3 separate regions of the Homo sapiens genome follow, and all the other regions are linked to region 1. A link is a contact called in ENCODE Hi-C or POLR2A ChIA-PET data. All regions are on one chromosome and are shown on one strand. Each heading gives the region's core, a stretch centred on a gene start or an enhancer-like site at or near the end of the contact. The rest is flanking DNA. Distances are from core to core; before and after follow the strand shown. Region 1 overlaps LOC105377732 (a long non-coding RNA gene). Region 2 overlaps LOC105377732 (a long non-coding RNA gene). Region 3 overlaps LOC105377732 (a long non-coding RNA gene).

What was found. Hi-C counts contacts between places; a loop is a spot of excess contacts on that map. ChIA-PET counts read pairs that join two places held with the same protein, here RNA polymerase II (POLR2A). Pooled maps may share reads with other maps.
Region 2: a loop to region 1 is called in a map of PC-3, with 3 times the contacts of the local background. The contact joins two enhancer-like sites. A Hi-C loop is called at or near these places in 2 of 168 maps with a recorded cell type or tissue (Caki2 and PC-3). POLR2A ChIA-PET finds 5 or more read pairs at or near these places in 1 of 52 experiments (Caco-2).
Region 3: a map of gastrocnemius medialis shows a loop between it and region 1 (10-fold over the local background). The contact joins two enhancer-like sites. A Hi-C loop is called at or near these places in 13 of 168 maps with a recorded cell type or tissue (Calu3, PC-3, PC-9 and 7 more) and 16 of 50 pooled maps. POLR2A ChIA-PET finds 5 or more read pairs at or near these places in 5 of 52 experiments (AG04450, BJ, MCF 10A and 2 more).

What each region holds. Positions count from the first base shown.
Region 1 is chr5:173,454,035-173,456,734 of GRCh38, reverse strand. All of the region lies in intron 3 of LOC105377732 (a long non-coding RNA gene), which reads right to left. Among named protein-coding and RNA genes, the nearest start is that of MIR8056, 110 kb to the right of the region's middle. RefSeq lists an enhancer at 759-1,958. Within about 2 kb of position 1,319, at least 16 of the 41 ENCODE cell types and tissues checked have a DNase peak (open chromatin) inside an H3K27ac peak, as active enhancers do; they include PC-9, gastrocnemius medialis, heart left ventricle and 2 more, where a contact is called at or near this core.
Region 2 is chr5:173,418,922-173,421,621 of GRCh38, reverse strand. All of the region lies in intron 1 of LOC105377732 (a long non-coding RNA gene), which reads right to left. Among named protein-coding and RNA genes, the nearest start is that of MIR8056, 73 kb to the right of the region's middle. Within about 2 kb of position 1,266, at least 3 of the 41 ENCODE cell types and tissues checked have a DNase peak (open chromatin) inside an H3K27ac peak, as active enhancers do.
Region 3 is chr5:173,498,096-173,500,906 of GRCh38, reverse strand. The region is part of intron 11 of LOC105377732 (a long non-coding RNA gene); the gene reads right to left. Among named protein-coding and RNA genes, the nearest start is that of LINC02995, 80 kb to the left of the region's middle. RefSeq lists an enhancer at 1,540-2,206. Within about 2 kb of position 1,371, at least 13 of the 41 ENCODE cell types and tissues checked have a DNase peak (open chromatin) inside an H3K27ac peak, as active enhancers do; they include PC-9, gastrocnemius medialis, heart left ventricle and 2 more, where a contact is called at or near this core.

The DNA.
Region 1 (2,700 bases), core at 70-2,569:
AAAGCACGCAACTTGTCCATTAAAAGGACAGTGGGCAAATCAAGTGTAGTTTCTCCCAACTGCAGAATACTATGCAGCTGTTAAGAGGAATTAAATACACCTGCACAGGCTACTGTGAAAAGATTAGCACAATAAATTAGAAAGTGAAGAATTCCTGGTGTAGAAAAGTATTAGTAAATGATTCATTTATGTAAGGAAGAAAATCATATACACAAATATGGGTATAGTCAGACTCTTTTTTTGGAGGGACACAAGAAATTACTTATGTTAGTTTGTTAGGGCTGCCATAATAAAGTACCACACATTGAATGGCTTAAACAGCTGAAACATATTTTCTAGCAGCTCTGAAAACTTGAAGTCTGAGATCAATGTGTTGGCAGGGGTGGCTCCTTCCGGGAACCCTGAGGGGGGAATCTGTTCCACTCCGCTCTCTTTGGCTTGTACATGGCCATCTTCTTCCTATGTCTCTTTACACTGTCTTCCCTCTATGTAAGTCTCTGTGTCCAAATTTCCCGTTTCGATAAGAATATCAGTCATACAGGATTAGGGCTCATCTTAATGACCTTATTTTAACTTGATGACCTCTGTAAAGACCCTATCTCCAAATAAGGTCACATTCTGAGGTTCAGGGGGGTTAGGACGTCAACATATGAACTTGAGTAGGGGACACAATTCAACCCATGGCATTGCTGGGAGACAAAAGGGATTCATCTTTTACTTCATATATTCCTCTATAGTATTTATACTTTTATGATAAGCATACATTTCAATTACAAAAACAACTTTTAGTCCAAAAAGTGGGTGGAAATTTAAATCCTGCCACAAATCAAGCACCAAGTGAAAACATTGGGGTTGTATATTGTAGGTCAAAGTGACCTGTTTCTATATCTGAAACAAGAGGCACACCCTCCATTAAGGCCTCCAAGCGGGAGTGTGTATGTCCAAGAAAGGGAACCTGACCATCACTGGTCTTGCACACTTCTAGATATTTTTATTTTCTTTTAATTTCTATTTTGTTTTATATTGCGTGTGGAGGGGTACATACTTAAAACTTTCTACTTGGGGTTTGCCTTCTAAATAGCGTGCATGGCAAAGGCCTTGGGAGCACCTTTCACGAAGCTTAATATTTTCATAAGCAAAGAAAAGGACCTAGTCCGTGACTGCGTATGAGTCACGTTAGTTTGGTTTTCTTCAAAGGCTGACTACTCCAGTTGCTATCTCTGTGTGACACAGTGTCTTAGGATGACTATGTTATTTTGCTCATGATTTCATAGATCAGGAATTCAAGAAGGGATTAGCTGAGTGGTTCTTGCCGGGGGTCTCTTATTTGTTGCAGTGAGATGTTGGCTGAGCCTGGAGTCATCTGCAGGCTTGGCTGGGCTGCACGTCCCAGATGATCCTCTCACATGACTGATGGTCACTGGTTATCTGCTGAGTTCTCAGCAGAGATGCCAGAGCACCTACACGTGGCAATCTCAGGGCATCTAATGTCTTAAACGGTGGCTGACTTCTCCCAGAGGGAGTGTCCCTGAATACTTGGCAGAAGCCGCACGGCCTTTTCTGATCCAACCTCAAAAATTAAGGCATCACTATTGCTGGACTGATTGCAAGCCAGTTACATTCAAGGCTCAGATCCAAGGGGAGGGAACCAGGCAGAAACTCAATGCTTTTCCTGACCTAGCTTCAGAAAGAGCAGAGTGTATTAGTTATCTATCACTGCATAACAAATTCTCTCAAAGCTTAACAGCTTAAAACAACAAACCTTTAGGACTGTACAGTGTCTATGGGCCAGGAATTCAGAAGTGCCTCTGCAGGCTGCCTCTGACTCAAGGCCTCTTGTGAGATTGCAGTCAATATATCAGCAAGGGCTACAATTATCTGAAGGTTTGGCTGGTGCTGGAAGATCTAATTCCAAGATACTCGGTCACATGGCTATTGGCAGGAAGCTTCTGTTCCTCAGGGTTGTTGACAAAAGGCCTTAGTTCTTCACTGTATGGGCCCTTCCATGTGTTGCCTGAGTATCCTAAAAGCATGGCAGCCAGTTTCCCCAAGAACCGAGTGAGACAGAGATAGAGAGAGAGAGATAGAGATAGAGAGAGAGAGCAGGAAGCTTCAGTGCCTTTTATAATCTAGTCTCTGAAGTCATACCCCATCATTTTCACTTAATTCTATTTGTTAGAAATGAGTCACCAAGGTCACACGCAAGGGAAACGGCATTAGGCTTCACATTTTGCAGCAAATGTCAAAGAGTTCTGACACCACCCACGACATCATCTCTGTTGCATCCTATTGGTTATAAGTGAGTCCCAGCACAGATTCAAGGGGAGAGGACATACATCCCACCTCCAGTGGGAGGAATGTCCAAGGATTTTCAGACAAGGACTTAGATACAGTGTCTTAGCTCAGATTTCTATAACAAACTGCCATAGGCTGGGCGACTTAAACAAGAGGAATTTATCTCTCACAGTCTGGAGGCTAGAAAAATCCAAGATCAAGGTGCTGGAAGATTCCTTTCCTGGCTTGCAAATAGCCACCTTCTTGCTATGTCCTCATCTGTCAGAGACAGTGTGCAGGCACTCTGGTATTTCTTCCTCTTTTCAGAAGGGCACTAATCCCATTATGGAGACCCTTACCCGCATGACCTCACATAACCCTAATTACCTCCCAAAGACCTCCCTTCCAAATACCGTCGCATGACGG
Region 2 (2,700 bases), core at 17-2,516, 35 kb after region 1:
GTAGCATTTTGTTACAGCAGCCCTACCAAACTAATACAGAAACCATCTCGCAGAATGTCCCTGCTACAACATCATATGGCCAAGCAAAATAGAAATAGCCACGTGTCGTGGTTAGGCCAAGAGGCCAGGCTGAGACAGTGCTCCTAGTGGGCAGTGGTCAGGAGACCCAGAGGCTCCCTTGAGTACTGGTTGGGAGACAGGATCTGCCAGTACCAGCAGACCCAGAGAGGCCCACACAGTGGGACCAGCCTGCGTCCAAACACAAGGACCTCACCACCAAGGAAATGGAGAAATACTGATGTCAGTAGTGGGTGCTTCTGTGGCCCCAAAGAGACCAGGAAAAGTGAAAACCTCCATTCAGGACACGTGCAGGATGTCAGGGACTGGGTCCCATCAGCTGCGCCACAGCAGGGTACAAAGGAGGGCTGCAGAAGCTCCCCACACAGTCACAGCGCTATTGAGCACCCACTGGCCCCTTGAGATCTCCTGGGGAAAATGGAAGGAGAAGCGGGAGGGAAGAAGCTCTAAAAGATGATCCCAGCCCCCAGCCCCCCACCTGGGTGCAGTGGCTCATGCCTGTAATCCCAGCACTTTGGGAGACCAAGCTGCAGAATCACTTAAGGCTAGGAGCTCAAGATCAGCCTAGGCAACATAGTGAGATTCCCATCTCTACAGAAAAAAAAAAAAAAAAAAAGATTATTTCTCCCCAAAGAGTCTTTTCATTCAGAAGTATTTAAGTTCCCTTTAACTACCAAGTTAGAAGTTTTTCCACCATATTTTTGTTGCACCTCTGCATTGCTGTGGATTCATTTCCAACCAAACCATGGGTGTTAGTGATGGTAAGAAGACATCTATAAATGAGACATCAAGAAAAATGACCTAAACTTGGCCAAAGCAGTTATTAAGCCTCAGGCGTCATAGCACAGAATTCAAACTGCCTTGAAGGACATGCAAGCGGGTAGGGTTCCAGGACCCCTAAAGGAGCTGCTTGGGCCCTCTCTTGAGATGTGGCGGGGACCCCAGAAGAAACGTTTTATGAGATTCTGGTCGGTCTCACTCGAGGGTGAGTTCCTGCCCAACAGCTTGGAGGTCTTCCTGCTTTTTTCCATTTTTAAAAGAGCAGATGTTCTCCTGGGAAAGAGATATTTAGCCACCCAAACAAATCAGAGAAGCGGAGGAATGGAAATAAACCAGGCATCTGCCTGCCACCGTGGCAGTGCCCAAAGAAATCACATTAGCTGGAGGGGAACATCCGGCCTGAGCGAGGGCTGCTCAGCTTGGCGTGGTTCCTGCCCAGAGCCAATGACGAATACGACTCTTTGTTCTGGTTCTCGAAGTGAAGACGGTCTGTGGGCTTATTTGTCTAGTTTGTTGACTCTCATAAAAGACATTCATAAATTTATTCTTGGTGCCAGGGGTGCTTACTGGTGTCAAAGTGGAGTCTTTTCAGACAGTTGCTCCGTGTTAAAACAAGCCACTCAGATGCATCTATAAATAATTGTCTGGGGCTTCGTTGAGCTAACAAACAGCTTTTTCCCCCCTCTCTCCTCTCTTTTTAAAATCAACTCTAAAATGATTTCATAAACAACGAGAGGAATTTCCCATTAATATTAAAGTGTGTCTGGGTTGGTCATTTTAATAGAACTTTCCAGAGGGAACAAGCAGTTCTTCCATCTTGTCCATATGAAACCTGTTCCCTTTTCAGACTAAGACATTTGGCAGCCCAGCCTCACTAGGACCAGTCATAGCTTCCTCTCCCCACCACCCTATGTCCATCTCTTTCTCTGATTTAGCCAAATAGAAGGATAAAAAGGCAGTAAGCAGCTGCAGCCTGGGCCCATCAGGAGAGCTTGTCACCACCCCGAGGCCTTTGGGGTTTCCACTTCAGGGTTTCCACTCTGACCTCAGGTCTCCAGAATTTTGTTTTTCAAGCCATCTTGGTTAGAAATTATGGCTGTGTCAGTTTCACTGATATAACAAAATTCCCTCCTGCCAGCCCCCCTGCAAATAACGGTAGCTTAAATAAGACAGAAATTTATTTCTCCTTTACATAAAAGAAGTTCAGAGGTAGAAAGCCCTGGGCTGGTATGCTGGCCCCACAGTGTCACCTTCTGTCTTCAAAATTTACCATTATTGGCAGGTCACCTCATGGTCTAAAACAGCTGTTGAAGTCCAGGCATCATGTCTGCATTCCAAGCACCCAGATGAAGAAAGAGTAGGTAAAGGTTATTCCTTCTCATTCAAGGACATTTCTTGGAATTACCACACAATACTCCTTACACGTCATCAGACAGAATCTAGTCAGATCACCTCACCTAGCTGCAAGGGAGGCTGGGACATGAAGTCTTTTCAGCGAGGCAGCAGTGTTATTTGAAAAGGAAGAATGGACTTCGGAAGGCCACCAGCCATCTAGGCCATGAGGATGAGTGCATTTGATAACCTCCCATAGAGTCTTCCAGCAACTACAAATCCACACCCCCACACAATCCTGCCACTGCCCTATTTTTAAAGAGTTTCCATTTTCACATCCCTTCCCTTTAAAACTCATTATCTTACTTTTTTTTTTTTCTGAGTTGGGATTCTGAGAAGTTGGACCACTAGTCTGATTTAAGTTTAGTTCTCACCAGGTCAGGAACACACATTGGCTTAAACTCCTGCCCCATGAACTGCCTCCCATATTCTGAAGGTCATAAGAAACCA
Region 3 (2,811 bases), core at 122-2,621, 44 kb before region 1:
CACTTTTTCAAAGAAAGGAGGTGTGAGTGTGGCATCTCGGGGGCTTCACTATTTGGTTTGTGTGACTGTGAGTGGCTTCAAACAACAGATATTTACTTTCCCACAGGAAAGGGACACCTTTCACAGTGTCACAGGTCTGCACTCCCTCCGAAGACTCCAGGAGCAACTCCTCCCTGGCCTCCTTGGCTTCTGGCTGCCTCCCTCCAGCCTCTGCCCCTGTCTTCATGTGGCCTCCTTCTCCCTGTGTGGCTGTGTGTCCTCTCCTCTTATTACAAGGACACCAGTCATTGGAGTTCATGCCCACTCAAAATCCAGGACGCTTTTGTCATGAGAACCTTAATGAATTACATCTACAAAGACCCTATTTCCAGATAGGGCCACATCCTGAGCTTCCAAGGGGACATGAATTTGTGAGCTACACTATTTGAACATGACAGTGTATCTCCAAGACACTGTAGCGCCAGCCCCCAAAGTGTACCAAGGACTCGGAGAGAGTGGAGGCCAACCCTTTGCTGTTTCTTTGGGATCTGCCTCAGTATGGCGCCAGGTGCTAAGCAGATGGCTATTGAGTGACCTAGAGTAAACCGGAAATAAATTCAGAAAAATCAATCGGTGCATGATTTCATTAAAGTTCCCTCCATGTATGCAGTTCTGTACCCACCGTTGGCATCCCCTAGTCATCACTGCTGCCTGGTAGCAATGTACGGGGCATCCCACACCACACAGCACTGTTTACAGAGATGTGGACTTGTGACTGTCCTCTCCTCAGGACAGACGTTGGCCCCATAGCTTCTCCAGCCCTACAGTCCACCTAGTGCAACCTCTGCAGACCTAACTGTGTCTTGCAGTGTTCCCCTGACCGAGAGCTCGCTGAGTCCAAAATCCACACAAAGGGCCTCTTCAGGTTCCCTCCTAGTCCTGTTGCAGCTCAGCCTTGTTCCCTAAATGTTCTCTGGTGGGAAAACAAACCAAACCAAACCCCAGAACCCTGGTTTGGTTCTCAGCGATATAAACAATATTTGGATTTGGTTCGAGGTTGAGCAAACGAGTGCAGTTTGTTCCGGTTTTTGGTTCAAGGTTCAGGCCAAGTCTCTGCTCCAGACAGAAAGAATGTCCCTGGAATGAATGCCCCTTCCAACTAGGACTCAACAGCTAAAAGGCCAGGGTGTCCCAACGCAGGCCGCCTGCTCAGAGGACTCCCAGGGACCTCCCTGCAGCTTCCAATCCAGGCCCCCAAGGCCCCGGGGACTGGGCCTGGCAGCACACCTGCCCAATTCTCTGGGCCCATGCCACCTTCCATGGCCTAGAAGCAGAAGGCCATGGCCCCACAGGCTAGGCGCCAGGGCAGCTGAGCAAACACCCTCAGCTCAACTGCCTGGAGGCAGGGGCAGCCGGGGAGTGGGTGCCCCTGCATAAATCCGCCACAGTGGCCACATGGCACAGCACCTGCTCCCTCTCTCTGGTCAGGGTCTAAACTCAAACACTGCCCAGCAGAGAACCCAGATAACGAAATAGAACGTTACACTGAGCAGGAAACAACAGGGAGTGGTGGGTACTGTGGGAGCCACGCAGAGGTATGCACATTCAACCCACCGCAGCCTTAGTTCAGTGCACAAAGCATCCAGCTGCCGCTTGCTGGTCAGAGCAGCCTGCCAGAGGCACACACCACAGCTTCCAGAGCAAGCAGTCCTACATCCAGAGCAGAGTTTCTGGGGGCCATTCTGCTCTCTCCTGCCCCAGACAGGAAGCCAGGCAGGGCCAAGGACAGGGCATCAAAAAGCCTCATCCCTACGGAACAACTGCAGGGGACGGAGCAGCTGGGGGTATTGGGGACACCTGGCAGTGAATCACTCCTGAGGAATGTTGAAAGGAAAACACAGTTGCACTCTGGCCTCCCTCCCACTCGGATCCACGCATCAAAGGGGTCCTCGGATGCAGGGAACTTAGTGGGCTGGGTTGATCGGGCTTGCTCTGAATGTTGGACACCAGAGGGCTGGGATCGAAAAGCAGCTCCTGAGGGACTGCCCCAATTCTGGGTTGTGGGGACAGACGCACCTCCAGCCACCATGGGGGAAACTGAGAAACACTGGCAAGGGAAGCGGAATGAAAGCGCGCAAGAAGGGCTCTAGTCCAAAACACTCCTCTTTCTCAAGGTTATTTTTTTCTAGACTTGCTCTTTAAATCACCATCCAAACGGCAGCCTTATCAAAGGCAACTCAGGTGTCCCCTGACAGCCCAAAGCCTCTGCCCAGGGAAAAGGCCGTTTCTATTCTGCCTTGGATAGAAATCACAGCCTGAGACACAATCCAGAAATATTTCCCTGTGCTGGGCGCCCGGAGAGGATTAGACAGGAGCACATGTGATTTCAGCTTGGGTGTACTCGCCGCTCAACTATGCTTGCTACGTGCTGGATTCAATTATAGGTTTTCTTACACTTATATCTTCATTAGTTCTACATTGCCGAGTGGATGGAATGTGCTGTCAGCTTAAAAAAAAAGTGTTGGTTTTTCTTCCCCCCAAGGATTCAACACTGTCCAGTCCTGTTAAAAAAAGAAAGAAAAAAAAAATCTTGGCTCACGCGTACATTGCTAATGGGTATGGAATTGATTCACAAGTCCCCAACTCTAGTTATATAAAAGTAATTACTGCAACCTAGAGTAATTGGTTCCATATCCAATATTCACAGAAGGCTGCATATGTGTATGTCTGCGTGTGTGTGTGTGTGTGTGTGTGTGTGTGTGTGTGTGTATTTAGGATTGAGAGATTAAAAAATTTTAAATGAAAAAAAACATATTCAAGAACATTTAAACT